Regions from separate parts of the Mus musculus genome. Here region 2 is linked to region 1. A link is a loop called in an ENCODE intact Hi-C map of the cell type or tissue named here. Cell type or tissue: left cerebral cortex. All regions are shown on one strand. Links, peaks and the distances in the headings refer to the core of each region. The heading gives the core; the rest is flanking DNA. Region 1 overlaps Gm5860 (predicted gene 5860). Region 2 overlaps Nfib (nuclear factor I/B).

Region 1 (16,170 bases), core at 3,028-11,027:
TTGCCCCTGAAGAACCAACTTCTCCTTGTCTATGTAAAAATTCAAATTAAGGCTAGTATTCAGTTACAGAGTTCAGGACTTCATGCCACCGACAAGAACAGAAAAGAACATCTGCTCTTGGCACTGCTCTGGGTGGTGACAATGGCCATAGTTCTGTGCATGCGCACACAGGCTGCATGCCTGCCAAAAGAAGAGTTAGGCTTGATGGCAGTCAGCCTTTGCAGGACCCTGAGATGCCACATGATCAAAACCCAGTTTCACAGAAAGACATTGTTCAAATTACTTCGCCTGTGGCTCCTTTTCTCTAAAAGACTGAAAATACTGCGTTACTGTTTCAGTGCTCCATAAAACCTGGATCCAGGAAAGACACCCTGAACCCGAGTGTTGCCATTATGTGTGACAGTGGTCACTTAGGAAAATGGCTTCTTTGTAGTCTTCTAATATGTTTAGTAATGGATTGATTGTTTTGTTTTGTTTTTTTACTGTTGTTATTTTTTCTTCTTTTCAGGCTTTGTTGAAATTACTGTTTATGATTTTGATAGTTCTCTCCTGGCACCTCTGAATTCTTTACAGTTTAATTATCATATCTATCACTACACTGAATAAGGTAATTATTCTACCACACACAGGCCTTTGATACTGTTTACCTATCCACATTTAAAAGCAGACTGCACTGAATAGTAGGCTTGCAGTAAGCTTGGAACTAAAATGACTTAGAAATCTTTCTGCATCTGCAGAACTACAGAAAATAGAGATATGACCTGGATCCATGCCTCAGAGCCATGCATACACAAAGTTCCCATGTCTAAACTCCATGGATGCACACACACACACACACACACACACACACACACACACACACACCCCACACTCTTTTCCTGTCCCATACTCTGTTGCTGCATACACACTTTCATCAGCTGTTGTTCTATAGCTCTAGGGTTTGGCTAGTGGAAGTATCTATCTCTGAAAAGAATGGAATCGCAATGTAGCATTTGACTCTGAGAAATGGATTTCTATAGGGTAATAGAATCCACCCTATGACCCAGAGTGCTGCATACTGAAACACCGCTCTACATAAGCACAGTGTGTTTAGTTGTACATGATCCTGATATTTATTTCTAAGTTTTCACACCACAGCTGCCTTAAACTTTATCACCCATGAGCTTGTTTGTTTGTTTGTTTGTTTGTTTACAATTACTGGAGATAGGAGGATGGCGATTTCCCCCCATGTATACCTCCCTTCTTCATTTGGGATCTACTGATCCTGTAACCTCTTTACCTTGTTTTTGTTTTGTTTTTTTCTTTCTGCTTATGTCATCAGATCTCTCATATTTTGCTTGAATTTTCCATAAAGTCTAAACACTCTTTGGACCAGTAGGTTAACTCTGTGCTCATGGGCACAAGCTGCCTAGGGGGATGCGCCGGATCTGCGGTTTGAAGTGACCCACTTCGCTCTTCAGTTTCTGTTCTTCATCGACAAAACTGGGATAAGAGTCATGCCTGAGAACCCAGCAAGTCCCTGCACATGGGCATAGAAGGACATTCCCACGGCAACTCTTACTACTCTACTGCACACCGTGCTTCTGCTAGCTACACAGCCTGAAGCTGTGTCTCCTTAGCCAAGTGCTCTGTGCTCTATGCCTTTCAGTTCTGCCTACTAGGTTCCTGGTCCTCTGCTACAGGAATGAAAGGTGATGGGTTCTTGTTCCTCTTGCTAGGAAGAGTGCAGATTTGTTTTCAAGTTGAACTTGTCTTTTAAGAGGCAAAAAAATGGTAAGTTATCTTTTTTCCCCCTGTGGATGACAAATGTCATCTGATTCCTATTATTGGAGCCTTTCCCTACTCTGGTGAGGCACACTGTACTTAAAACAAGCCATACTTGTGAAAACATTTTTCAAATATTGAATTTCCTGAACTGTCTTTGTCATTGTAATGCAGAGATATGATGTCTATATCATTTTCACAGGAGACAGAAGGAGACCGTTTTAACATTTAATGTGTAAAAGGAAAAAAAAAAATCCTGAAAAATCCCAGGCCAGGAAGCACCACTTGCAAGGCCCTATGTACTCAGCAGTGCCTCTAAGGACCTCTGTACACTGCCCCTATAGTAAGCAGTTGTACTTAGCATGCAACTGAAGTGAATGTTGCTAGTAGCCAGAGGTGTGCAGCATACCACAGTTGCAGAAAAGACACCTAGTATCTTTGATTGGGCTGGGTGTGTATAACTTACTGAGCTGCAACAAAAGATCAATAGGTTCATCAAAAGAAAGAAAGCATGGATTCATTATCTTTACAGGGTAACATTTGTTTTCCTTCGAGTTTTGTCTTCTAAGTACTGACAAACTCCTCTTTCTCTTCTATTCCAAAATAGCGATTAAATTCTAGATTCTAGGAGAGCGGGCTCTGCAACCACAATGCTTGGGCATGCATCCTGGTGCTTCTGCCGGACCGCATTGGATGTTTGTGTAGGTTCCTAACTCCTTTAGTCTTTAGATTTCTTACTTGTGCTCTGAGTCAATAGTAATAGCTTACTGGGCAGTGTCACGGTAGTGAAACAAAACTGTATGCTGCTGTGATTCAACTAGAGATTACCAAAGCAGTCACTGTTATTAAACATGGACAACATTGATCATCATCTCTAACCGTTAGTTTACTCTTTAGTCTACAAACTACTGGCACGTGTTCCTTCAATACTGCAGGGTACTGAATGTTTGAATGGCCTCTTCCTCCCCCAAATTTACCTCTCTTCTTACCTCGGTTTATTCTGTTACCAGGTGTCTTAATATAAATAGAATTCTGGTCTCTTCAGCTGTTGAGAGCTTTTGGCTTTAAGATATGCAGGGGCCCCTTGGTGTTTCTCACGAGTTTGTTCTAGAAACATTCTATAGATAGCAACTGTGGAGTCTCTTATATAATCTGGCATACCAGTCACAAAATCCCCCCATGTCTTGCTCAAATCTTAAAATCCTGTCTACATTACTTTAATACTCCACACAGTGTAAATGCCAGTGAATGACTGTACACGAAGCAGAACAAAGTCCATGTATATTCAGTTCGAATGTTTTTTTTTTTCTTCACATATTGTCATTCCCAGCTAGTTAGAGCTGTGAACATAGTAACAGCCCACGGTGTGAAGAACTGATGCACTTTTCAAAATCCTCTCTGTGTTGAGACAACTTCAGGAAAACTTTGATTCTTCTTTTTAAATATTTTTATTAGGTATTTTCCTCATTTACATTTCCAATGCTATCCCAAAAGTCCCCCATACCCTCCCCCCAACCCCCCTGTCCACCCACTACCACTTTTTGGCCCTGGCGTTCCCCTGCACTGAGGCATATAAAGTTTGCATGACCAAGGGGCCTCTCTTTCCACTGGTGGCTGACTAGGCCATCTTTTGATACATATGCAGCTAGAGACAAGAGCTCCAGGGGGTACTGGTTTGTTCATATTGTTGTTCCACTTATAGGGTTGCAGATCCGTTTAGCTCCTTGGGTACTTTATCTAGCTCCACCATTGGGGGTCCTATGTTCCATCCAATAGCTGACTGTGAGCATCCACTTCTGTGTTTGCTAGGCCCTGGCCTAGTCTCACAAGAGACAGCTATATCAGGGTCCTTTCAGCAAAATCTTGCTAGTGTATGCAATGGTGTCAGCGTTTGGAGGCTGATTATGGGATGGATCCATGGATATGGCAGTCTCTAGATGGTCCATTCTTTTAAGAACTTTGAATTCTTATGTGTGCTGATCCGTGATTACAGTCCCACTGAAAACTCAGGTGACGTCTAGCTCCCCACGTGCAGAGCTGAAGATTGGCAAGAAAACGGGGTCAGTTTGGCCAGACCATGACTCAGTTAAAGAGCTTGGCTTGTAAGAAGGTGAACTGTCATCTGAGCTTGGATGTCGTCCGTGAGGGTGAAATGCTTACCCTTCAGAATTATGTTGCAACCACAGGTGTGCACTGCAGATATTGTGGGTAAAACTGGGTAAATGGCCATCCTGTGAGTTTGTATTACTGGTATCTCAAATGTTTCTAAAGATGTATTTATTTTATGTTATATGTATGGATGTTTTGCCTGCATGCATGTGTGTGTATCACATGTGTGCCTGGTACCCTTAGAGGCCAGAAGAGGATATTGTACCACCTGGAACTGGAGTTATGGATGGTTGTGGGTTCTGGGAATTGAACTGGAGTCCACTATAAGAGCAATATGTGCTCTTAAATGCTGAGCCAGCCCCATTTTCTGGTATTTTTAATGTAATAAATCTCCCCAAATATAGCACTAAAAATCATTTTAGTACCATTGTGCTTTTGTGAGAGTTCAAGGACAGCACATTTGTCACTAAACTTGACTCCATGGTACCTGGATCTTGGCTGGAGATAGTGGGATAACTTGACTGGGGCAACAGTTCTGGTGGTCAGCTGAGCTCATCAGTTATTTAGCAACTGACATTTGCTTTGGTTAGAATGACACATCTCTAATCATCAACACAGGGAAAAAACACTGCGGAAAATGTATACACATACACATATCAATAAAAAGTGGGAGCCAATAAGAGCAAATGTAAAAATACTAAGCCAGTAATAAAGTATGCCCCCAATCACGTGATGGTGTGAGGATAATTAAAAATTGAAAAATACTCCAATTATAAATAATGATAAAATTCCCAACACAATGCCTAAATTCCCAACACAATACTTAAAATGAGCTCCAACTGAGACATTTTCTTGACCAAAACATTACTAGTTCTGCATAGAGCTACAAAGTTAAAACTGTGAGGTAAAGAGAGGGCTAACCTTGCAGTCCCTGTATATGTCACTGTAAGAGATGTGGCCATCACAGCACCGGAGAGCTGGATTTGTAGTTAGCCTGTGAGCCTCAGGCGTCTCTGGAAGCTGAGGCTCTGGATAACAAGGAGATGAAGCATACCAGAGACACCACCAAACACTGAAGAGGAAGGACCCAGGCCTTCTCATGCCTTTAGCATGAGATATTCCATGACCTTGTCCTCGACTCTTGTTCAGACTACTTTTCTTTGTCCTCCCTTCTCTCCCCTTTTCTGTTGCCTCTCATGTCTAAAACGTTGTTTAATTTTAAAGCCCCTGAGGTATAGCTTGGCTGCTGCTCAGAAGGAAAAGCCTCTTCCATTTAACAGGAATACAGGTGTCTAACAGCAACAATCATTTTCTACAGACTGCTCTCAGAGTTAAAATGAATATTTACAACAAGGACTCAAGAGGAGGAGTGCTTGACTTTTAAGACGTTTTCTCTGTCAGGCCTGGTGGATCAAGCCTTAGTGCTAGCGCCTGGAGAGCAGAGGAGATGGAGCCCTGTGAGTTCAAGGTCAGCATGGTCTCCATAGAGTCTTTCAGATCAGCCACTAAAGTAGAATGAGAACTTACCTCAAAACAAGCAAACAAACAAGCAAATGAGAGGCAATACATGGTCTGCATGCACATGTTAACCATAAAGCTGCTTTTCTGAAAAAATGGACATTAGGAGAAAGAATCGTTTTCTTTCTTTCGTTGTTTAGTTTGTCTTTGTTCTTTTTTTGTTTGCTTGTTTTTAGACAGTCTTTGCTTCACATTTTATTTTCATGAATATTAGGAGTCTGACATGGCCTCAAGTTACATAAACTCTCTGAGCTTCAGCCTTGTCCTATGTTGCCCAATCGATACTCACTCTTTCTTCCTTAGTTGTTAAGCACATATAGGACCCACAGCAGAGGACCTCTGATGGCTTCCTGTTCAAGGACATTGGTGACCATCCCTTTCTTTCCTACTCTAATGGAGACTGAGATGGTGGGAGATTACATGTATGTATTTGCATGTTACACACAACAATTACATATATGTATGTGTATATATGTATTTACATCTGTATACTTGTATTACCATATGTAAATAATCAGATAAATCAATGTAAACTCAAAATACTGGAAATAATAAGAAAACAATCTTCCAAAATTCCTATCAAATTAGAAATAAAACCTTAGTTCTGGGAATTCAGGAATGAATCCAAACAATCAAAAACATAAGGGGAAAGCAACAAGACACATGCAATGTTTCTTGGCAGATGTGCCCCCATTTCTCCTCACAGAACCCATATGAAGACAGTGTTCTCTTTAAGAGTGTGCAAGTGTCTTGGTGACTGCAGAGGGTTTGCCCTCATGCTAGTGTTGTCAAAGGTCTTGGTCTTTTCCCTTTTCAAGTCTATCCGATAAATCTTCCCCTTTCTTTCTCTTACTTCCTCCCAAATCCTCAGTGACAGGGACAGCTGCAGTCCCTTCCTCCCCCTCTAGCACTCAGTGTGGAAGGCTGTTGCCATTGGAGACCTCCCCAGCTCCCACAAGCTCTTTCTGTCCAAGAACCTAGGTGGTGGACTTAAAGTAGTAGAAAACAGTCAATAATTAGGAAAACAGATTTTTCAGCCAAACTAAGTAACTAAAGCTTGGATTTCATATCTGAAATATTGGTTGTGCTAATTAATTAGCACAAAAATAATGGTCTGTAGGGAAACATGGCTGTACAAACTTTTGGCTGGACCTAGCAAAAATGAACAATAGGCCCAGGAAAATGTTAATAGCAAAGAGAGGCATTCTAACAAAGTTTTACAGTATGTGGTTTAGGGTCCTCGGGGCGAACATATGCATTACACATCTAACCCCATACTGAGAAAATAATCTCTAATGCTGGTTCCTCAGCTACTCCTATTAAAAATTCTCCAAAATAGAAAGCCTGCCAATTTCAGACTAAGAATAAATGGCTCATGGTTCCTTCTGAAACAGCATCCAAGATTCATGTTCTCAGCACTGCACACAAAATCACTGGGGGAGGAACTGCTCTGGTTTCTGGGGAGCCAGAAAAAGCTCACATGTCAAGGCAGCTCCATTTCTTTCAGGCAGGGCACCCGAAGGTCCCTGTTTGTTCATGAAGGTTTCGGTCTTGATTTGATATTAAAAGAGGCCAGGATCCAGCTTTGCTTTTGTTAATATGCAGCCAATATCTATTTAGAATTCATGATGGAGGGGCTATAAAATGTATTCTGAACTTGGTAGGCTGTCACTTTGCAGAATCTACATGAAGAAAGGAAGAACCCAGTCCATTTTTCCCCCAAGACAGGGTTTCTCTGTGTAGCCCCAGCTGTCCTGGAACTCATTCTGTAGACCAGGCTGGCCTCGAACTCAGAAATCTGCCTGCTCTGCCTCCCAAACCCAGGCTATGTATGTGTGACCATGGTGGGTTTTATGGAGCACCGTGATGCTCTATTAATGGACCTGAAATTTGGATGAGTGGAGAGTTTCTTTACATAAATTATTGTATAGTTAAATAGATATTGGTACATGAAATGATATTGGTGAACATATGTGAGGAAAGACATGGGAAAAATTTTAAATTGTTTCAAACCTTTGTATTGTGATGTGTGATGTGTACGTGTGAGTGTGTGTGTGTGTGTGTGTAATGACTGAAGAAAACATTTGAAATGTGAAATTATATATCAAAGTCTTCAGCTACAATCTCAGCTCCCAGCTGTGACAGTCTGATTGTTCCTCTAGCTTTCTCATGCCTGGGTGTTCCTATTAGTAATGATGAACTCTTTATCTCTGTCCATACTACAGGGAAGTGAGGACCAGGCTGAAGGGACAATAGACCACTCTCAGACCTAAATTCTTAAATACATATATCCCTTGGCTTTTAGTGGCTAAAATAGAAGGTGATGTTAAAATATTGCCATGTGTCAGTTATTTAATTTCTTAATTTGGGAGTCTGATTCTGCAAATACTTGACATTGACTGGTTCTCCAAGGCTCTGAGAGGCTCTAAGTACCATCTCTCATGGAGACACTCGTGATCTCTGATCCCAGGCTGGTGGAGCTCTGTGTTAGGAGTCCACACCTGCCTAGTGTTGAGCTGCTTGTTGTTACATCTGGGCAGGTCTCACTTGTATTTGACACTGTGAAGACAAGTAGACAGAACAAGACTCTCATTTCCCAAGTTTCTGACCTGTTCACTCAACCTGAGAAGTAGACGGCAGTCCTATACACATCAATAACTTTCAAATTATGAGTCCCACATTCAGAGTGACCTTGATTTCAAGGCTCTCTTAGGCATCCTGTTATTCCTGCTGGCTCCTGGATGTTTCTGTACATGACCTACAGCTTGTATGACCCTGTCCCTTTGAGGCAGCCTCTGTTCTCAGAAGTTAGAACATTTAGGCATGTTCCCAAAACTCCTTTGCCTTGGGATTTGGCCTACAGAGAGAAACACTTTTCTTTCTCTTTTGGCTGCTTCCAAACCTGTGTGTGACTGCATAGTGTTATGTCTGCTGAGTGTGAGCGTAGAAAGGACAGGCCTCCATTTCCAAGAATCAACAATTATGCTCACAGAGACAATCCATGAGATTTCTTTGGATGTGCTTCAAGAGGCCATGCCCGTACAAACACTATCCAGTATTTTCATTGAGTCTGAATTGGCCATTGAAAGTGTCATTTCACAAGGACCCTATTCTAAGTCAAGTTCCTTACAATATGACAGCATTCCTTTTTATTTCTAAGCCTGGCCTGTTTTATACCTTTGACCCCTTTTATGTGTGGCAAAGGGAATTACAATTCAGTTGTGTTTCACATGCTGACAATTTTGACTTCATGTCCTTGGAATTTTGCCTGGCAGATGAACGAAGGGCTGACATTAGGTTGCGTATATGCTGTGCTCTACAATTAGAAGAGGCACAGAGCTGCTCCATGGGCTGTAATGGTATTTCATCACCCCCCACCTTGTTCTAAGTAAGGATCTGATTCTCAACAATTACATATGCTGTGGTAGTCTATTCATAATAGTATTTCAAGATCAGACTAATATCTACCTACACACCTCAGTTTTTTAGCCAGCACAAGACTGAGAGAATACAATGAGTAGCCCATAGCTGTATTAGTATTATTCTTCCTTACATACTTTGTGGGTGTGTTGTCTTAAAGACTCTGACTTAAGGAGGCAAAGACATCCTTGATGAATGTCACATAGGACTCTCCAAGTACTAGCTGGTGGGCTACTGTGTGTGACCGAGATACTACTGAATCTCACTGGAACTCCTCTTGATTGGTCCTATATGCACAATTTTCTGCAAAGAGTCATCTCCTTACTCCCATTGATTATTACAATGTCCATATAAGGACAGGGAGATAGGCTAATCTATATAATAATGGAAAGCTGGAGGACCACTGTAGTAAATATGCAGTTTATGTTCATTTGCCATGCTTTAGAGAGCCCTATGAATATAAGGAAAGTCATGGCATCAGATGAGGCCGAACTAGCAAAAATAAAGTGCAATATCACTAGACAACGATCTTTATTCTCGGTCCAAGACAAAGAGAATTTAAGGCAAAGGAGACGTGGTGTGGCTTTATGGGCACATCCAATAACAAAGTGATGCAACATAACTTTGACCCAGATGCAATCTTTCCCTCTGTTCCAAATTACAAACAAGCTACTCTGCAGGGACCAGTACAGTGGGAAGCAGATAAGAGCATTTCGTCACCATCACCTGAGAAGGGTTAAGGGCACAGCAATGAAGCCACACAGTAGTCTGCCAACTTGGTGCTTATGGCCATTATGGAAACTGTAAGAAATAACAAACAGGTAGACTTTTGCTTTCTTCCTAAGGGATTTATAATCCAATGGATCTGAGATGAAGAAAGAGGAATTCTTTGAGCTTTTTGGAGTGACTATATTAATGAATGTGATTTGGAGGCCATTTGTCTAATGAAGTTGAACTGAGTGAAGTCTACTATGAGAACCAGAAAATGTCATTTCAGTCTTCTACAGTAATGCTATAGTAGGCCCCTTTCTTTTATTCTTCATACGGTATTTTGTCAATCTCTTTGTAACCTTAGTTGTGAAAAACTAGATTATGAAGAAATACAAAAATATTTTTATTCTGGGAGACTATACAAATTAAAAATACTGTCACTAAATGTTTGAAGCTTTAATACCTCTTAAAAATATTCCAACATGACAACCACAGTCCTACTAAGCTATCACTTCTATGAACCAAAACAAGGACAAGTGTGTCAAGATAAACTTTGGGGTGCAATAGTGGCACAGATACAGTGGCAGTAATCAACAATTATCTAATTTGCCTGCTTAACAAGAAGGAAGCATGCCTACTGCCAGAAACTTAGGCAACTACTTCGTGCTAGTGAATTCATCGATCTTGTAAGAGAAACTTTAACCACCACTTTACTAAACCAGTATAATCCATAACTGCATCCAAGTATTCATCCTTATATCCACATATAAGTATAGTCAAGTCAACATAGTTTTGCAAGAGCAGGTGACTATTACAGAAAAACACACAATGAAAATACAGAGTTGTGGAGTCTAGTCCTAACTGATACTTCTAGAAAACATTGGTACAACCAAGATTCAGGGAACATTAGGAAGAAGGGAGGTGAAGATTGTAAGAGACAGAGGACTGAGGAGTTTCTGTGAGATTGTGTCCCCTAGTAGATGTCAAATCTAAACCTATACAGTCTTACCAGCAAGACTGCCTAAACATTTGCTGAGCAAGGGTAACATGGACATGCCAAAGTGGAAGGAAAGAGGAGGCAAAAAGAATGCAAGATCCAGAATGTTGACTTGTGTTCCTTACCAGCACCCTTGAAGGTGGGGGTAAGAAGTTGCAGAGTCAACAACACAGACTCCGGGAGTCAGTCAAGTGGCAAAGCAGACTCAATTCATATTGCAAGGAACTGGACAAACCTTCAGACCCTAATCCCACCATCTCACTCTTTCAAGTAGCCTGAAGTTGTGCTGTCTCTTTCTCGTTGGCTCACTCCATCACCTGATTCAATGTCAGCAGTCTCTAGCCATGCCAGCAGATTCTAGGTCGGCTTTGGGAGGAAGTATCAGCTATGCATGCAACAGCATTGCAACTGAGCCTGCTTGGCTAAGTGCCTCCTACAACAGAGAGGATGAAGGACACCAAGGAAAGAAAGCCTCCATTAGTAGGATTGATGCCCATATGAACTCACAAAGGTTGAGGCAGCAAGCACAGGGGTTGCAGGCATAGAGCTGAAAGAAGCGAGGAGCTACCTCCAATGCTAACCACTTGCAAATAGAAATTTAGTTTACCTCAAGTCTCACTGGAGATACAATTTGCTCTTACCGGTCAGCTGCCTGTTCAGAGATGTTGCACAGAAAACAAACCCAATGGCATTTTTGAAGGTTCCTTGTCTCATAATGTTTTGTCAAGGTTTGTTGTTGTTGTTGTTGTTTCTTTTTAAAATTTTATTTTTAGTTTAACACATCCCTCCCTGTTCCCCCTCTTCTCTCCCCCCTCCCTCCCCCTCCTCTTCTATAGACCATTTGTGCATCTATCATGGCTTCTGGTTTGGTGTTTTCCTGGGGTTCTTGAATCTGTGAATGAATGACTTTCTGCATCTCTATGTTTCTTGTGCCTTTAGGGCCTCTTCTATCTTTTGTATTGACCTTTAATTATCTGTTAGTTTCTGTTTTATCTTATTATATTTCTTTTTTTTAAATTATCACTTAGAAGCCTATTTGTTTTCTAATGAGAGACACAGAGCGATTGGATCCAGATGGGAGGGAGGTAGGGAGAAACTAGAGGAGTAGGTGGGTGACTGTAATCAGGACTTATATTATGAGGAAAAAAATCTATTTTCAATAAAAGGAAAATGAGAAATAAAAAAGTTAAAAATGTTTCCCATATAAACTAGATAAAGCACAAGAATGTTGTTAGGGTGAAAAAGCACTCCACAGCTCTACTGGATGCAGAATAATGTTTGGTTTCAAATATGTGAAGGTAGCCGATCATGGTGACACCGTCGTGGTCCCAGGACTTGGCAGTCAAAGGCAGGCAGATCTCAGTGAGTTTGAGGCTAGCCTAGTCTACATACTGAATTTCAGAATAACTAGGGCTACACAGAAACAACTTACTACAAAAAGTAAATTGAAGCATTCTGCTCAAATATTAAGTAGACCAAAGGCATGCTCAGAGAAGCAGTATCTCAAAGGTCTCACTCCAGTGTCTCTCCCTTAGCCACTAGACTGTTCTTCCCATGAAAATAAGAGTAGTGTGAGCAAGATAATGAAGAGAGAACCAGGGTTGATACAAATCAGAAGAAAGGGGAAATTTTAAATGAAACTGCTAAGCTAACAAAAGTGACCCAGCAAGAAGCACGTGGACTGGAATAGAACTAGTAGTCATTAAAAGGAGGAGAAGAAGGTGATGAAGGAGCCAATGAACTTGGCCATGTGAAAAGTTTAATCTGAATTGGTTTTAAAATGTAGACAAGGGAAACTCAACTTGAAATTTAAATTGTATGTATGTGTATGAGTAATTTGCCTGCACATATATCACACACACGAAAAGTGCCTAAGTTTGACAGAAGAAGACATCTGAACCCCAAGGAACTGGAGTTACAGATGATCTTGAGCCACCAGGTAGATGGTAGGAGCTTAACCTGGGTCCTCCAAGAACAACAAGTGCTTCTGACTGCTGAGACATCTTCCAGCTCCCAGAAGTTTGTTTTGTTTTGTTTTTTAAATGATAGCTTTGTTATCTCCAGGAAACATAAAGAGGTGCCCAAGGGAAAAGGTATATATGCATAGTACTGAAAAATATTCATATAATCTACTAATGAAAGAAGACTGTGACAAAAGCAGATGGAAGCAGGAGCCCAGCAGAGCCAAGATCCTCTTTGAGTAAAATGGATTGGTAATGAAAGTCTAAGCACCGGACACACCATAGTATCTGGGAGATGTATGTGTTCTTAAAATGGAGAAAAGATTTTAAGGAAACAATTTTAAAAGTTAATAGTGGCTCCTTTACAGGGGAGATGGATGTTAGAAAGGAATCAGAGACACTGAGTGATGTCTCAAACTTACCGCCACATTTTCTAGAGTTTTCTTTTTCTTTTTAAAGTAACCCTATAATCTTTATTTTTATGAAACCTCATATGGTTTAAAACTTAAGTTTCAACTAGTGTTTGTAAAGAAGGGTCAAGAAATCAAAGCAGTTCCCTGAATTTTATCTTTGACCAGCATGGGGGTAAGTTAAGGGTTGGTATGTAAATTTTTTTTGTTTGCCTCGACCCTTTTAAAATACCTTCCTAGGACTGGATATTTCAGGTCTACTCTGAGGCTGCATTTCACAAAGGAAATTTACCTACTAAAGCTGACTTCCTACAGGAAGGTGTAAGTGAAAGGTGGCTTTGCATGTTTTGGAATTGTAAAATGAAGACCTTTGACTGAAGGGATCTCGGATATAACAAATTGATTTATACCACTATGTGAGATGCATTTGGTAGGAGCTAGTGAAGAATACACTCAACAGAAGCTTACGTGACTATTTAGAATTTAAAAATGTTAATATTCCCAGAAATAGGCAGCCATTCATTCGTCCTTCCAATATTTATTTAAGCATGTTTTGGTTTCAGATACATACTTGGAGTTGTTGAGGGCATGTTGTATTCATTTGTTATGGAAATAAGACAATGGTGTCTCGTATGAGTGAATCATAGCACAGTATCCCAGGGGCTATATAGAAGAGTTACGGGAGCAGAGAGCTTCTGCCTAGTAGTCTATGTGAGCCTGAAATCATCTGAACTTGGTCTGAGCATCCTTCATCCTAAGTACAAATCCCACATCTGCCCCTTGTAAGAGTTATAAACCGTATGAACTTTCCCTCTCCTAGGTGCAGCTAACAAACAACCCTGCAAGCTTACCTGTCTTCAAGCATAGAAAATGTTGACTACAGTAAGCCCTCCAAAGGGGTTCATTCCTTTTATGTTTTCCCTTGGAACAAATAATAGTTCTGTTTGTAGCTTGTCTACACAGCACCGTGGTGGTCAGAAACCTAGAATTGACTTTAAATCCCCGACTAAAATCCTCAGCCTGACTAGGGGTACAGGTGTTTGTTTCATTTGGGGATTATTTGGTATCACTACATTATATATTATTCATTCACTTTTGTTTGTGTGAGGATAGTTAATTCATTCTGAAGACTCATGGAGATGATGCATTTAAAGTACCTGCCTAATATGTCCAGATGTATTAATATGTTGAAGTAGATCATTACATATATTCTTTCACTCAGAATAAGTGTATTCTGACAGTAGTTAGGGGAGTAGATTTTTGCATGTGAGAAGAACAGTGTCAGAGAGACAAATGACATCCAGGTACATCTCTGAAATATCTAACCCTGTCAAAAAAATAAGTCAGACTATGGACTGAAGAGGGTTCCATTGTCCAAAGGATCCAAATTGAGCAGGGTCACTTTTTAAACTTTTTGCAACCAATGGCCAGTTTGTTTTCCTTCGGAGAGGTGGTTATCCATTTTTTTTATGTCTAGGGTTAGTCTCCACAGCTATGAACGAGACACTAATCCTGTCGCCTAAGTACTGTTAAGAACTTGGCCGAAAGGAGACCTTTGTAAGCCAATCACTTCATGGGAAATTAGAGCAAAGGTAACACTTACTGACTATTCCAAGCTTGGGTTAAAAGATACTAAAATAGAACATGACACTGAAATTTGTAATAAACTACCCATAACATAATAGCAGTTTGTATCGCTTCATCCCAGAGGGTGGCGAAGTGTGGCCAGTTGCAGCCATTCCACCTTCCCTGCCAGTTTCTCCAAGGAAGAAGTAGCTGCTCTAAAAACGCCTGTAAAGATGAAGGCTAGAACAGCAAGGAGACAGCCAGGCTGCTGCAGTGGCTTTGTTTCAAGCTGAGAGGATATGGGATTGTACCCTACATTTGTGCCAAAAGAGCTGGCATTTAGCCACTCCTTCCATCTTATGTCCACAAACAGAAATGCCTGAATATATGTTCCTCATGCATATGTTAAAATTCTAATTCACAGGGTCAAAATGTCGGGAAGTAGAGTCTCTGGATTTATGATCATGATTTCAGTCATGGATTCGGTGCTTAGTGTCCTTATCAAATGAGGCTTATCCCTTTGCCCACAAAGAACAGAGCTAGGAGACATCTCAGTGGACAATGAAGTGAATGCCCCTCAGTGACTAACCTGTTAGTGTCCCAACCTTGGCCTTTCCAGCCCCAGAGGATTGAGGTGTGAATTTCCATCTTTTGATAAACTCCTCAGTTTGTAGCATTTTGCTATATCACTCTGAATGGACTAAGATAGAGACAGGTGCTCCTAGCACAGCCCCATTCATGATGAAGTGGCCTACTGCTTGGGAAGTGGATTAGCTCTGGAAATTTCCCAGGAGGCCAGGATGAACTTCAGAGGAGGACCTGGAAGCCTTGGGCATCCTTTAGCTTTTACAAGAAGGCAGGTAATGACGGTGCTTCCCTCTGCTTCTTTGTCAACTTCTACTTTATAAACATGATACCAAACCAGTTTGCTCAACTTGTCTTTGAAGAAAAGAATGGAGGCAGACATTCCATTTCAAATCATAGAAAACACACACACACACACACACACACACACACACACACACACACACACGTAGCCTTACTATAGCCTGGTTAAAGGAATTTCCATCATATTGTTTCTGCTTCTTGTGACCAAGAAACATGATCTCAGTTGCCTGACCAGTACTGATTTTCCTGCTTTGAAAAAAAAAAAAGAAAAAAAAAAGGTAGTTAATGAGCCTTACTTTCAAAATTACTATGAAAAGAAAACTCAACAGAAATTAAACCGCAGTAAACCTAGCCTGAGGCTGGTATGACTGGACTGACATCTATCTACACAGAAGGTGACAATAGTCATTGGTTTATTTTAGATTTCATTGTATTTTCTTACCATTGCTACAATGGTAAATAATCTGCTGCTAACCAGAATAAGAGAAGCCAGACAGATAGGAGAGGGAGGAAGCAAAAAAGTGTCAGAAGAAAACAAGACAAATGAAACATTTCATAAACTTCTGATTTCTTAGAGGGTCATCACTTGAGTAAGTTCCTGGAAGCCAGAATTGTGTTTTTTTGAGTACTTGACACAGGATTGTCTCCTCTTAACAGAGAGTGGATATATGTTAACTGACTTAGAAATGAGTTGAATACGCAAATTTTATTTAATCTGTACTTAGTTCACATATACTGTTGGATTGTTTTCCAGAACAAAATTAATCATAGTTTGAAAATGGAAGATCTAAAAAATAAAGTTTTGAGTCATGTAGATTTAAGATTG
Region 2 (16,170 bases), core at 5,314-13,313, 190 kb before region 1:
AGGCTAGGAAAACCCGCTCGCTCTTCAGAGAAGTGCCATCAGGGTGCTGGGAACATGCATGGTGCTTTCGGACATTAGCCTTGTTCAACACATTTCTCGTATTGACAGATCTATAGTGTGCATGGGCAGACACATGCTGCCTCTGTGTCTCTTAAAATTTTAATTAAAAGTACTCTTTCCAGTAATCCTAATTTGCACGAAGATATAATGTCCACATTACGTGCCTTGCCTTGAAATCTAAAAAAAAAAAACAAAAGACAAAAAAAAACCACAAAAGTGACATCACTACACTTGTTTTGCTGCATTTATTATCGTTTTAAATCTTTACCATTTTTATGACAAAATATTTTGTACTCCAGACGAAGAAAAATGTGTGACATCATGGATTTTTTAGACAGTTACACCTTTATCTCACATTTATAAAGCATATCATGGCTGTGTATAGTTGCCGCTTAAAAATTGTAATCGACCAGCAATATTTTCAGTATTTTTGGTGTTTTTTCTATTAACCTTTCATGTTTTTCATCTTCCAATTAATATTTGGGGGGGAGGGGTTTCAAATTTATACGAATTATGCAATACCAAGTTTTGCCTATGTAGGTAGTGCTTTTAGCTGTATTGGTTATTATAGGTAAGTACACAGATTTAAAAAAGAAATAATGTATGCTTTTTTTGTTTGTTTGTTTATTTGTTTGTTTGTTTTAATTGACCAAAGTGGGTACTGCTATTTTTGCAGTGTGATGAGGTCCTTTTGTGTACTGAGAGATGGACAGGGGATTTTTTTTAATATACATATATAAATATATATATATTCAGGGGTGGGTGGGAGGATTTTTAACCCTTTACAGTGTAGCAGTGAAGCACTGCACCCTGAGATGGGCCTGGGCTGCAAAGCAACTGTTCTGCCTACTGTGACAAACTTCAACTTAAACAGGTTTCCCTCCCTCCACCCCTCCCCGTACTTTCCCACCTGGAGTGCAAGCTGAACTCCTTTCTGGTTTCCAAGCTAAGAAACCAGGAAGAAAAAGCAAGCACAGCAAAAGCCTCCTAGAGGCCAACTTAGAGGAACTGCCCTGTCTTATTTTAGTTGTTATTGATAGTTTTTTGTTTCTTTTTTTTTTTTTTTCCTGAAAGTTCCTGAAACCACAGTGGAAAGTGAGCCTGTCTCATATTTGGCAAAGACATTTCTTGAAGTGCCCACATAGCAGATGTTGGCTGTTTCACACTTTTGAGTTTAACACAGGAATAAGCTTTCTTCTACCAAACACATTCCCCCATCTGGAGGGAGAGCTCCCCTAGTCCCTCCCCGCCCTCTGTCATTTTGTTAATGACAGGATAGGCTGCTCCTGTGACTTACTACTTCAAAATGAATGGTGTTGCACCTAGGATCTTCTTCTTTGACATCCAGAAGGTTGACTAGAGAGAGGGTTGCTCTTCTTGGATGTATTTGGACTGATAGAGTAAAATCAAAGTTCAGTTTTTAAGGAACAAGAATAAATCAATCCTCTTATTTTACCTGCCCTTGTAAACTGGAAAGTGGAGCAGAGGGAAATATAGAATTTTAAGCAACCAATTTTTCTGTGGATGAATTAAGTGTGTTTGATAATGATGGTGGGGGTTGATTTGAACGGGTGGTACTTCAAGTATATATTTGAGTTAATTTCCCCTGAGGACTACAGGTGAATAGAGACCAATTTTATTTTGTCTTTTCCCCATCCCCCACCTGGTCCTATTGAGTGTATCCATTGCTCCAAGGAGATCTTTAGGAATTAGTGACATACGCAGTCGGCTGTAAAGAAGCTCTCTTGACCCCACCCCCAGCCCCACCCCAGGCCCTGCCCTAGTAAATAAACTGTCAAGTGTATGCATAGCAGATCATTTAATAGTGAGTTCATGAGAACGATGCTCAGAAGCCCGGGAATTAAATCTGACTAGTCCATTCATGACCACATGCTGGTTAGCACAGTGGGATTCTAGGATGCAGGTTCTAAGAAAGGCCAGCCTTGTCTGTTACTTGCTTTGCAGATAACACATCCTCTCAGCCAAGCTCATAGTGTCTTTCTGACCTATTTGCTGAAGAGTGCAACCCTACAGGACACAGTATTCTTTCCAGGCAGTCCCCTCTCCTTGTCACCCGTGAATGAACAATTGTTGCTAAAGTACATGGCACACTGTGGGCATCCCTGCCTGCCTCTTGGGTACAGAGGCCTAGGGCAACTGTTCCTTTTTTTTTTTTTTTTTTAACCTAGTTCAATGTTTCTTCTTTTCTTTGAGATAAACTTATTAAAAAAGCACTACTATAGAAAATCTCGAATCCACGTTTAGCCTTCTATTTTTTTTTAAAACCAGGAAGTATATTCTGACGAAGGGCCCCACTTTTGCAGGTCTTGCACGCCCCTTCCTTACCCAGACTGCAGAGCTTCAGGATGGTGAAGGTCACCCAAGGGCATCTGTTAGGAGGTGGTGTCTCCCACCACCAGCTCATGGCACTGTCCAACCTTTGTTGTATTGCTTTGCAGCCCACCACTCACAGTGCCTCTAAAGTGTGTGTTTCCCGAAGTGACGTGAGCAGTCGAGACTTGCCTAAGGGGGGAAAAAAAACCTGAGAGGCAGTGAAGGAGACTGTACATAAAGACATGGCAAAACCTTAAGTATAGCAATATAGTTATCGGGTAATTTTCGGGTGGGCAGCTCCATTATAAAGTATGTGAATGAGTCTGTGAAGCTGCGAGGAGAGAGAAGAGCTTGGCCTTCTTAATGAACCGCCTACCTTGTAGACAGTAATTTGTACACTGTATAGTTTTGTTAAGAATTTTTTTTTAAATTAAAATTCCCATGTTTGTAAAGCTAACTTTTTAACAATTATAATGGAACTATATGTTGTTTCCATTTTTAAAGTAAACAAGAATATTCCTTGTTTAGAGACTGGACTCGAGTTAAAACTCTCCAGGCTCTTAAGTTATGTATTAAAAAAAAAAAATCTGTCCATGTTAGGAGATATTTCACAGGTTCTTGTGCTTGAAAAGCATAGGACGCTAATCCTTAAAAAAAAGTGTAAATGGAGAAAAGTTATATTTTATGAAGGTTATTTTGTTGTATTTAGTATTGGAAGAGTTGGTTTTCAGAGCATTTCAGAATGTTGGAAGCACCGCTGTCCTTTTGTTAGTATATAAGGCCTTTTAGCAAAGGTTTTCTCCTTTTTTTTCCTTTTTATTTTGTGATTATTCCATGATGGTATTTAAGGATAAGTTTCACAGAGCATTCAGGATAGGCAGAAAAAATAATAGTGCGATGTCTCACATAACGTGTCCTCAGGGAGCAGAATCCGGATTTGTGACTTGTAGCTTCAAAAGGACTCAAGGGCAGAGACTGCACGGGAACACCTTGAGCAGCGAAGCAGGGCATGTTCTCTACCTAGACGCAGATTCTATGTACCGTGTGAAACGATGAAGGCTGCAGAAAGTTACCCCCTATCAGTGAACAGTATTCCTTCTCCATGAAACAACGCTACAGTCTTGCTGGCAGATAGGCCCCAAGCATGGCATTCAATATCGCTTACATGTTCCTGTCAAGGTCTTTTGTTCACATTAACCAGCTGCATGCTTCCTGGACTTTAAAAATTGGGGTTTCTATATTTAAAAAACAAAACATATGTGCAGGCTATTCAAGTTCAATAGTAAAAACTCAAAATTGAATGTTCTACTCCATGCTGAAGGAGCTGAAAACTGCCTTCTTCATGTTTTGCACTTTCTAGTAGTTGCCCTGTCTTTTCTAATTCCTGGAAATTGTGTGGGTGGAGTGGATCCCTGCACTGGGGGGAATAACATGGACCACTGATTTTGCCCTTTGACCCTGCACAATGACCTTTGCATCAGCCAAACTCATTGCCATGACAACTCTTTGTACTGTGTCGTGCCACAGATCTGTTGGTCACATTGTTAATAGTAAAGGGGACAAGTTGGAGACGGTCAATTTTTACATTTTTTTTTGTTGCAATTTTTCTTCAATGGTTGTAAGTAGTTTTGTTTTTTTTTTTTAATGATAAAAGGGTTCAGTAGTTAATACTCTTTAGAAATATCTGTGTGTTGCAATTCAAATGTATGTTGAGATTGTGAAAGCGCTTCAGTGGCACTAGCCTACGGGACCCTAGATTAAGCCTTTGATAACTTTTATTGCATGATACAGTACCAGTAACAAAAGGTGGCCTAAACATGAAAAGCAGTGTATGCTAGTGTCACTCAAGCCAGTCTTGTATTACTGTATTTTTGACAGAATGGTTTTGAAAACTGTGCTACAGGGACTGATGTGGCAAATATATCTCTTTATGCAGAAGGAAGTCTTTTTTTTTTTAAGAAAAAAAAAAGAAGTATGGCTTATTATGCATTCTTCATCGAGGGCATTGAAGTTGCATGGACTGATAAAAGTTGATGCAAAATGAGAAAGAAACAAAAAGACAAAAACAAACAAAAAAAAAACAAAAAACAAAAAAACCAGCAAAATGTTTACCAAAAAACTCAAACAAATGAGCAGTGCCTGTCCAATTTCACAGTCTCTGTTGAGTTCAGTTGTAAATATGTTTCAAATGACATTTTCTTGGGAAAAAAAAATCTCTACAACGTTGTGGAATGTGAGGGGCAACTGTCTCCCAGGCATAGGCGTCTCAAAGCTGCGTCAGCTGGCGTCGTCATCGGGCGGTTCATTTGTGCTTCTGTCACTGAGAACTTTGAGCACCCTGGGACGAGGTACCCCCACCTCAATGATATTTCTCTGAGAACAACTTTTGTAGGACTGTGTGTTTCTTTAGATACATTTAGTACAACTGTAGGTGACGAGTAGTCAGTCATTGCTTGCTAGCCACACACCAGGGTTGATCCATTTTAAAACTTTTGGCATATTTGTCCTCCTGGGCCATAAATACAGAACCTTGTGTTTTAATTAGATTTTTGGAAAAAAAATAAAACGAGTAAAAGGAGGCACATGCATAATCTCCATGTAACAAGCCTTTAGCAGTGGGATGTATTACAGGACAGTTACTTACTTAATTTCTGGAGTTCGGGCCTCTGGGATAGGCCCCAGACTGGGCCGGAATGTTAGTGAAGGTTTTATTGTGCCCGGTTGGAGGATAATGTTCTTTGTGTACTTTTTGTGGGTCGCAAATGAACTCGATTGCCACAAGTTTTAAACTGGTGTAAATCAAGCTTGACTTAATGTGATTGTTACTGTTATATCCAGCCTATACTGCTAGCAGCTGCTCATACTGCAGTCAATTACTGGAAGCGGATATATTTCCTATGCAAAAACTGTTTAAAACAATAAAATGAGCTATGCTACAGACTCTGGCCTCGTGTTTTATTTTTCTCAATGTCTTGATGCTCTTTCAGCATGAATGCTGGGTCAGTAGGATTTTGAAAGTTGATCCTGGCCCTTACATTTGGACGTTGGGTGACACCAGCTTACTTTCCAGCAGCTGGGAGGGTTAATATTTCAGTTCAGTGCTGAACTGCTTATCTGTGTAGTTCCTCCTCCCACGATTTTTTCAGCAGTGATAATGAAAATACAAGTGCAGGTACAGAATTTCAGACCCAGAACACCCTTTGAGCTGCGACTTGAAGACAGCGTGTGCCACAGAGACCAGACTGTGGTCTGTTGGACAGAAAGCCACAAGGACCCACACACACACACACTGTAAAGGGAAGGGAAACCCTTGCCCCTCCCTGTGACTGTGGGTTTAGTGGTTATATGAACACTGTAGAATTTTGTTCTGCAAATATCTGCGAAAGGGTATCGTCTTAGGTTTCAAAGAGAGCGCAGAACTTTAGGGCAAGCAGAGCTGATATTCTCTTTCTGAGCCAAGGGCCAGGTTAGAATCCACTCTCACTGAATGCATCGTCCAAGAATGGAGTCAGCTGGAGTTCAATAATAGCTTATTGAAAAGGAATGAGTTTAAATGGTTCCCCGATCTGTTTGAGTGATGTGCATAAATAAAATTAAAAGGTAATGCGAGCTTCTTTGAAAAGAGAGAGAGAAAATGCCTGGAATTTCACCATCGTAACAAAAACTTGCTGAGGCACATCTGAGATCCTTGATGGCTTCCTTTTGCAACCCCAGACCAGTTTTGTATGGTGTGTTCACCCTGTTATGTCTAGGGTTCTGTGGACATTATTTGGCTATGCTAACAGGAAATGTAACATCTTTGATGGACTTTGATGAGAGACTAACTGGATTTCTTAGAAGAATAAGAACTTTTCAAATGTGAAAATATCACTGAAATTGAAAGAAATTACCTATAAAGAAATGTTTTGCCTCTATAAAACTTTGGTTTCTCTTGGCACCAATTAAGATTTAGAGGTAGATAAAGATAGTGGTTCCAGAGGAGGTGGCAGAAACAGCCAAGTCTCGTTTTAAATCCTAAAGCCAGTCATCAGCTGTACAGTGGCTTATAACCTTTCTTTTCTTCGGTTCCCTTATTCATAAAGGTAGTTATCGATGAGAATGCCTGTGTGCTTCTGAGGCTGAAAGAAGAAATAATTTTTTGCAGGTACAGCTCTCTGCAAAATACCTTGTAGGTATTGTAATACAATATGATTTACACATCAGTCAAGGATGTACAGGTCACTTTTTTTCTCAGTGAAGACAATTATTTTTATCAGTCAGTTTTTGTCATTGGGATAGAAGAAATAATAGAATTTCTTATAGCTTGGAGTCATTACTTTCTTGTATCACTGTTAGCTTTAATTATATGGCAGCCAGCAAATCTCTCCTGGCAGACATGCCCACAGACTCCTTCCAGACCATGTCTTAAGTAGAAACCATGCCTGTAGATGATCTTATCATACTTTCTATAAGTTCTCTTCAGGTGATGTCAATATTTTCCTTTCTCTGGGATGAGAGAAAAGCATGGATTTCATAAGTGTGTTAATTCCCTAAGTGGTGTTCATTAAAGGAGACAGAACTCAAAAGGGATAAAATGTATGTAAGAAAAGTCCCAAGTCATGAACAGATGTAGTTGAGGGAAAAAGCATAAGGCAAAGATGCAGTGACTCACCTCCTCCCTCCAGCAAGCTGGTGGGTGCCATTTGTGTTTCTTCCATGGGACTTGCCACTCTTTCCTCCTAAAAGGGAAGGGGGAGGGGAGGGCTAGACCCAGATAGGACATCTGGCAACACTGGGAAAGACTGGTGGAGACTGGGAGCTCCAGGATTGCCAGTTTTATCTGGGGGAACTCCCACAGATTCCTTACACGATGCAACAACTACAGGAAGTTGGGCCATCTCCGTTGATGGAATGAATCCCCTTTCCTGTGTTGTCCCTTCTCTCCCAGCTCACTAGGCTCTACATGCCCCAGTGTTCTCCCTAGATTGGGCAGATTAACCATTCCACTCAGGGTTGGCACATCTCAGGCTTATTGTCTCTTGTTCAGAGTGGCCCATCCCTCCACGTCTACAGTATACTCTTAAACAGCCCAGTCTGCTGGATTCTGATACAATCCAAGTAACTCACGTGAAGGCCTGAATAGTAGTCTTAAAAGCAGAGTGGAGGCTGGACAGTTACTTTTGCCAAGAGACAATTACTTGCTATCTTTGATACAGATGGTGTGACTGTGGGTCAATTTGGGTCTACAGTCTCTGACACCTCTTTACCCCCATAGTAAAGGTTAGGAATGCAAATGGATACAGGCAGAGAGCACAATCGGGTAAGCAGGCAGAATTCACGGATGGGAAGCATGGACTTCCAATGTCCTGGGAAGGGACAGTCATGTCAACAGTAGCAGCTGAAAGCTATATACAGTTCATGAGTACAGCTTTTATGAGGCTCAATGCTTCCTGGAAACATCCACCACAATAGTGTGGCCTTTGAGGAAAATGTGTAGAGCATGTATCATTTATAGCTCAGGGTACCATTGGGCCCCAGCACCTGTGCCAGCAGTCCTTTGCTCCACAGGTGCAGAAGACAAGAGAATCTCAGAAAGAGACCAGAATCCTCTGTCAACCCTACCTTGGACTTTACCATGCTTATTTCTCACAATTATTCTTCCTCACATTGCCAAATTCTCTGTTTATATAAAACTAATGTGCTTTTTAAATATTACTTGCTCAGAGAAGGAAATAAGAGAAATTACAATAATGGAATCATAGCATTGTAAGAACCCAGGTAAAACTTTTAAAAATATTCACTTAAGCTATTCCCTGCTCTGTTTTATAATAATAACAAAAATTAAGATTTAAGTTAATCAGCATTTTCAAATATCCCTATTACCGAGACTTATCAAGTAGAGGCCAGTGCTGGAGTCGAGAGGACACACTGGGGCTGGAGAGATGGCTCAGCAGTTAAGAGCATGTGGTGCACATGCAGAGCATTTGTGTTGCATTCCTAACACCCACAAGGTGGCTGGCTACTTTATCTCCATTTCCAAAGGATCCAACACCCTCTTCTGGCCCAGTAGCCACACATGTGGTACACAGACAAAATACAGGCAAAACACCCCATGCACATTGTATATGTAAATATAGAAGTACATTTTAAATTAGAATTAATTATTTCTATGCCAGAAGCTGTTGGTTCCTGTTTTATGAAGTATTTCATGTAAACTGGAATGTTAAGAATGGGCAAAAATGAGGCTACCATATGGGCATATGCTCAGCCATGCCATTAGCTGTGAACTTTTGTGAAACCACGATGACACCATTTTATTGCTTACCAGCTACTTGGTCAGATTATAGATGGAAGACACAGATAAGGACATTCTGTCTTATTTGTAAACAAAGATTTTTCTGCAGACTTGTTAGGGAGGCAAGTTTTAAAAGAGAAATAATAAGCTCCTTACCTGTCTTTATTTGGGGAGAACCACAGAAGCAAACTAGAAAGGGATCAGTGACCTTTCATGAATTCAAAGACTGGGCGTTACATGACCTGGAAAAAGCAAGAATCATATTAACTAAGAAAAAAATATAAAAAAACAAAACATTGTAAATGTTCCAAAATAAACAAAAATAGGGAAGAAATAAAATAAAATTATAATATTTTATTATAAACCTCTTAATCTTATTTTTTAGCTGTTGTGTCACTGGCATCAAAGGAAACAGTTAAAGAACTCAGCAGAAAGAACTACATAAGACTTACCAAAGGAGTAAAGGTGTTGGGCAATAAAAGTCATTGATTTATTTTGAAGCTTGGCATAAAACTTGTCCTAGTACCAGAACGTAGAGGAATGATCTTTCCTGTGAGAACAGAAGCCTACCGTGTATAGTAGGGTCCTACTCAAGTTCCCGAAAGTTGTCTTAAGTAGACTGTGTTCTGCCTTAGCTTGTGTCCTAGCTGAGAGCAGGGTACCTGGTGGTGCCGAAGTCCACATGAGTCTGTGGCTTTTTCTCTACAACTTCTGGAACATCATTACTTCAGGAAGTCCCTCAGGTGAGAAGTTTCCAGGCATGTTCCCCATCTAGCTTAAAAGAAGTTGGTGAGAAGAAGTTAGTCAAATTCATGTTAGACATCACCACCAAGCTACCAACCTCATGACCACCCCGTTAAGAGGAATGAAGTTGGATTTGAAGAGATATCTTGGTAGTTAGGGGCACTTGCTACTCTCACAGAGGACCCAGGTTTGGTTCTCAGCACCCACATGTGTGGTGTCTTACAACCATCTCTAACTTCACTGTCAGGAGATATAGAACCCTCTCCTGGCCTCCTCCATCAACAGGCATATTGCATACATGCGAGCACTCACATACACATTTTTTAAAAGGGTAATGAGGTTACCAAAATGAAGATGGCACTGCCAAAAATGATGGTGGTGGTAGGAACTGTTTTAAATACCAGTGAGAGATGGTCTTGCTGGCAGCTAGATACTTACTCTTAAAAGGAGGGCAGGAGTTAAAGTCTGGCACACACAGCATCTTATGCAGGACCTGCAAGTCTCATGAAAGGTAAGTACTGAAAATTATAGGAAGCCCTGGACTTCAGTAATGAACAGTAGGAAATAGGTTAGGGAATAGAAGAAAGGGGAGGGGGCTTTAACTAGGGACACAGAGAGAAATAACTACAAAGGAAGGCGAGAAGAAGGTAAAATAAGAGGATGCCTGAAAACGTCATACAGAATTGTATTATTAACTACATAAGAAACCCTATAATACACATAAGCCTTCTATAAATATGCATCTATAGTTTAGAGGGAATACTCATATTTGGGCTGACAGTGCCACTCCAATAACCAAAGACCATCTAACAAAAATCTCAACACCAGGCATGAGAATCTCTCTTCTGAGTTATTGGTCAGGGCTGTCTAAGAGACTCCCAGAACATGACAGGTGGTTGCTGTTATCCTCTGTTGCCCCAAAGAAGTGGAGGATAAGTCCATATTGCTGAAAATACATGCACTTCAGATACAGAGGTCATGCGGCCCTGAGCTGGAATTGACTTGAATGTCTAGCTTTCACAGCACCAGAAAATTCTATTAAAGGTTCTAAAGGGTGGACGCAACCAACAGTCCTACCCAGCTATGACACCTATAAACCACAACAATTACCAGCATGTCACAGTAACCCTAAGGATATATAATGGCACACATACCTTTGTGGTAACCAACAACTCTCTAGTTGGATGTAAGGCCTGCTCAACAAGAAATAATTCATTCCTAGTACTGAAAATCTAGCCAACGACCTAGGGCTAGTGAAGTCATGGATCTTGGAGAAGAACTTACAACAGCAACTTTATAAAACAGCATAATCCATAACTACATTTTTCCTTATACCCACAGATAGGTGTAGTCTTAAACTATTCTTCAAAGAAACTTCTCTTTGCAACATACAGAGACCATCATGGAAAACCACAACCAATCAAAATGCAGAGTTGTGGAGCCCAGTCTGGATGGGCATATCTATAAAAACAACTCCAGAACCTAAGGCCCAGGGAAATGTGAGGAGGAGGAGGAAGAGAAAGATGATCAGAGAGTTTGCTGTGAGAGTTTGTGTCTCATAAGAATGTCATAAATTACACCCATAAAGTCTCACCAACATGATGGCCTAAACATGAGTGGAACCAGGAGAACAGTAGACATGCCAAAGAGAACAGGGAGAAGAGGTCTCAACCATACAAGAATGGTGGACAACTAAAACTACTGATAGTGGGAAGAACACACCAGGTTGTCTGATGCCAAATGATCAGCCCCAATAACACACATACGAGCAACATTATATAGACTATAAAGGTCATATTTATGAATATATGTATATACACATACAAATATACTTGTAACAACAGTTAATGAAAAGCAGAGGCCATGAATTTGAAAGAAAGCAAGGAGGATTTGAAGGGAGCAAAGAGGAGGGAGAAATTCTGTAGTTATAACCTCAAAGTAAAAGTTTGTTGTTTTATTTTTAAATAAAAAATGGAATCAGTTGGCTAGTCCTAACAGTATTAATACCTTGGCAGAGAATTGGCAGAGAAGACCTTCTGCATAGAGTTCTGTTCTTGCCAGTCCATTAGGACCTGGTTCAGGAAAGTAATCAGGTGTCATTACGAATGATTTTATAGTTCTGAAGAAGGCACAGGGGTATGCCCCAGTGTATACTAAAGAATGTAGATTTATAGGGGCAGAGTTTTAGTATTGGGCAGCACACTCCAGCAAGGGGATCAGAGAGGCAACACTCACTGCCTGGAGTGGCTTTGTAGGTACCCAAGACTTGGGAGTAGCTCCACGTGTTCACTCAGAGATGTTGGCGGTTAAATATTGGCCAAGCAGTCTAATTATGATGAAAGTGGGATTCCAGGCCTCAACAAGTTTCCTTTCTCAGTGAGTGCCCGGAGCAGAAAGGCGGAGTGCTTGGTATGGCTTCATTGTTTGAGCCTGTGTGCAGGTGCCTAATATGAAACAATGAGCTTCATTGTGGTGGTAACTTGCCCTGTGCATGCCAAAGCCAACGCATATTGCTGAGGGCAGGTACGGAAGTTGGTGGTGATGCATAGCCAGGTGGATTTGGATCAAAATGGCCTCCGTAAGCTGACAAAATTCATCATGGCAGGCCAGAAAGCAAACGATTTGCAATGCTTCTGCAGCAGGGCTGTGAGTTCAGCCAGGATCACGGCAGATGCATCTGTTTTCTACATATTCCACAAATGGAAAACTGTTACAGTATGGAAAACCATACGTGCTTCTTCTTAAAGAAGGTACATGTGAAAATTTGTAAAATATGAGAAGGAATCTTAGAAACTTGTTTGGTTCAGTTTGATATTTTTGCAGTTTGTTCTCTAGATGAAGTTCAGTTAAGATAGTAAAATATACTGTGTGATTTCTTTTTTTAAAAAAATCATTATTCCTTGTACAGTCTCATTAAGGAAGTTTTTAAATGCCTGATTTCATAGGAGTAGGCATCCTTGTTAAGCCTAATTTTCCCAACCAAAATTGTATAAACAGTGGCCAGAGAGATGGAAATACATACATACAAAATATCAAAACCAAGTGTGAAGGGGTATGTGACTGTAGCCTGGTAGTTTTGAAACATTTTGCAGAAAAGATATTCATTTATGAAATACTGATGAACCTTGTGTCATCTGGCACTGCACACTTTCAGTTCTTACCCATCAGGTTTTTTTCAGGCTTCTTGGATGCCAGCTTGTGGAAGATAGTAAGATAACTCACCTTCCTTTGCTGTGGAGGCATAGGGGTAGGCATAGATGATCAACTTTATTTTCTCAAAGAAGCTTCCTGGCAACACAGAGAGCCAGCGCCACAGTCTGCCCCCGGGACAAAGAGTAAGCCCCGCTTGCCCAGGGTTCTCCTTCCTGGTCACAGCGTGTGACTTCTGATGCCCTTTCTCTGGGGCCTGGTTGACCTGAGTCTGACAGAAACTCTCTACTGAAAGGAAGGAGGCAAAGTATGATTAATGGGCAGTAGAGCAAACAGCTTTATGTCTGAGTACCAAAACACTTTAGACTGCAGACCCTTCACAGGGAAAGTAGGGACAATCAAACCTCCTCCATATGTTTGGTGTAGGATGTGAATCGAGATGGTATTGTGTGCTCTGTCGGACCACAGTTCTTGATACATAATAGATCAGAAAGTATATGTCTTGTTGTATTTCTGACATATATCTTCCCTCTCAGCCTTTCCACCTCTCAAGTTATGGATAGGCCTATGAGCCAAAGTTCTATTTATTGTCCCTAAAATATCTACTGTGTAACACTTCCAAGTGCACAAAAATACATATTTATTTTGTAAAGATCTCAAGCCCTTGTTTGGGTCGTATTGCATTCTGGTCTTTCTTTCTGCAGGCTGCCCCTCCATTTTACCTCATGGTGTATTGTATTTCTGTTTCTTTACTCCAAAGGGTACAAGAAAGTGAAGGCAAGGTACTCCCTGTCTCCCGACTGCTAAGATCACCCTTGCTCTCAAGTCTCTGCTGCTGAGGGAACAGGTTTGTAACTATCTTCAGGTGATTCCAAAATCTACCCCAGGGCTTGGCTCACTACCATAGATGTGTAACTACCAAGAGAAATATCAATCCAGACATCCCATTGGTCTTGAAAAGGGGCATTCTCTGGAAACATGTGACTGTCCCTATTAGTGCTGGCTTCCAGAGAACTCCTTTGACCTGACATAGAGCTAAGTGGGCATTGTGGGAAAGGCAGCTGGCCATTTACTTCCTGTAGTTGGCCTTGATTGTACCCAAGAAGGGGCCTGGGAGTCAGTGGGAACTCCTGATCTCCTGTGACATCATTTCTCAGTAGGAGAACAGCTTCCACTCCTTTGGCTCAGAAAAAGAAGAAAGCAGATAAGAACCTGAACCCAATCTCAGGAATGCTGCATGCCTAGAAAAAAGTCAGGCTTCCCATTTCTTGATGAAACTTGAGCAGCATATCTGGACTAGGCTTTCACGGGCCATGAACTTATGTTCTCATTATGGGCACAATGAGTGAAATCCAGGTCAGTGCAGAACAAAGCCTAAGTTCTGTTTATATTTTATGTTTTCTTTTTCCCTGTTATACCTTTGTTTTCAATGCATACCCTTCCACTTCCAAGTTCTTGAAGGGAATGCTATGAAATGAAAGTAGACAGCCTTTGGCTATTAGACTTCTATGATCTAATAAGAGTTAGATGAGTTTGACTTTGCAAGACCAAAGGCCAGAGCAGGTTCTGAGGATGGAAAATCCAAGTTATATTTAAGCATCTTATCTAAATATTTAAATATCTTATACTTATTAACTTATCTAGGTCTTAGCTGACCCCTTGGACAGCTTCTCTCCTCTTCCTTCTCTATGCCTCTTCTCAAGGATTGGTACTTTGGGGTCTCGGCCTTTGCTTAGTTCCTTGACCCTCAGTGAGAAGTCAACAGTCCTGTCCATGTTAAGCCATGAATGAACCCCTTACCCCATCTCCATCACATTCCCAGTGGTGTTTTCTCCAAAAATGGACTTCATTTAATTTCAATATGAGGGAAGAAAATTCTATAGCATGTAATAGTTAGAGGCTAGCAGTGTGCCACAGAGAGACATGGACAGGAACCAGGCTGATTAGTTGTGAGCCTTGAATATTTTGGACATGTTAATGCCTTAGAGTTCCAATGTCTTCAGCCACAGAGAAGAAATAATGGATATTCTCAACAGGATATACATAAAGCGTCCTCCTGATGCCACAAAGTGCTGTGAGTGCTGTTTTAGGCCTGAACTATCTACACTTAAGATCAGTTCCAAAATGGGCATGGTGATTACGGAGGCCTAGACAGACAGGAGCTATGACCATCACAACTCCCCCCACCTCCCCACTAGTTGTGTGTCCCAAGGCTGTTTCTGAGCAAAGAAGGAGGAAGAGAAGAGCAAAGGTTATAAGCTGATCCCCTGTCTGCAGTCAAGGGGTGCCTAAACTGCCCACCAAGACCCATTGCATTTTTTTCCACATAAGAACCTTGGAGGCTCAGTGGCAATGCTCTTGGAGAATAAGCAGTATTGACTACACCCTGCTAATGATGCTAGTTGAGGAGTTCTTGAGTTGCCTGGATGTCATGTTGTCCACAGGCCACCACTTTCTTTCTACTTAGTAGAAAGTAGCCAGGGCAGTGCATTAGCTTCATCTGGGGGCATGGCCTGGAGAGGGGAGCCGTGGAGGGTGATGCCAGGTTGCAGTCAAGAGTTGAGAATCCCTGTCATTCAATGGCTGAGGCTGTGGGGTTTCTTTTTTTTGCTCCCAAGCTTGAGTTTAGGGACCTCCATTTTTTCCTCATGAATTCCCAATGATTTTGGAGCTTGATAGAATCATCTCCCAGAAACTTAGAATACCCAAGATACAATTTGTAAAACACATGAAAATCAAGAAGAAAGAAGACCAAAGAGTGGATAATTCATTCCTCCTTAGAATAGGGAACAAAATACCCATGGAAGGAGTTACAGAGACAAAGTTTGGAGCTGAGATGAAAGGATGGGCCATCCAGAGACTGCCCCAACTGGGGGTCCATCCCATAAACAACCACCAAACCCAGACACTATTGCATATGCCGGAAAGATTTTGCTGACAGGACCCTGATATAGCTGTCTCTTGTGAGGCCATGCCAGTGCCTGGCAAACATAGAAGTGGATGCTCACAATCATCTATTGGATGGAACACAGGGCCCCCAATGGAGGAGCTAGAGAAAGTACCCAAGGAGCTAAAGGGGTCTGCAACCTTATAGGAAGAACAACAATATGAACTAACCAGTACCCCCAGAGCTCGTGTCTCTAGCTGCATATGTATCAGAAGATGGTCTAGTCAGCCATCATTGGGAAGAGAGGCCCCTTGGTCTTGCAAAATTTATATGCCCCAGTACAGGGGAACACCAGGGCCAGGAAGCAGGAGTGAATAGGTTGGGGAGCAGGGCAGGGGAGGGGAGGGTATAGGGGACTTTCAGGATAGCATTTGAAATGTAAATGGAGAAAATATCTAATAAAAAATTTTAAAAAAAGAATCATCTGTGTTTCTTAATTGGTGTTGTACCTTAAAACCTTTGTATTTATTTATTATAAAATTAATTCCAATAAATATATTCAAATGTATTATGTTACCCAAGCAATAAATGCCTCGGTTTCTAGTTAAATAATAAAGAAATAAGAATCACTATTTACTTCCTTTCTGGAACAAAATCAGAAGCTAATTGGAAACTCATTGATGATAACTTACCTGGCTTGTATTTTAATACACTAGGCCAC

Evidence for each region. Peaks named below come from ENCODE experiments on the same cell type or tissue, not always from the same donor. Only the 100,000 strongest peaks of a DNase experiment are listed, where the experiment ranks them.
Region 2: a loop joins it to region 1, with 2.2 times the contacts of the local background. A loop is called at or near these places in 3 of 42 quality-filtered maps.

The regions. Positions count from the first base shown.
Region 1 is chr4:82,083,162-82,099,331 of GRCm38, reverse strand. The region is part of intron 2 of Gm5860 (predicted gene 5860); the gene reads right to left. Among named protein-coding and RNA genes, the nearest start is that of Gm11264, 25 kb to the right of the region's middle. In left cerebral cortex, for the core only: no CTCF peak of the experiment used is centred there; DNase peaks (open chromatin) are centred at 6,306, 6,827 and 7,830; H3K27ac peaks cover 1,382 bases.
Region 2 is chr4:82,279,337-82,295,506 of GRCm38, reverse strand. Nfib (nuclear factor I/B) reads left to right here. Exons shown (of 12, transcript NM_001113209.2): 12 at 1-5,334. Among named protein-coding and RNA genes, the nearest start is that of Nfib, 220 kb to the left of the region's middle. In left cerebral cortex, for the core only: a CTCF peak has its summit at 8,390 (motif pointing left); a DNase peak (open chromatin) is centred at 7,080.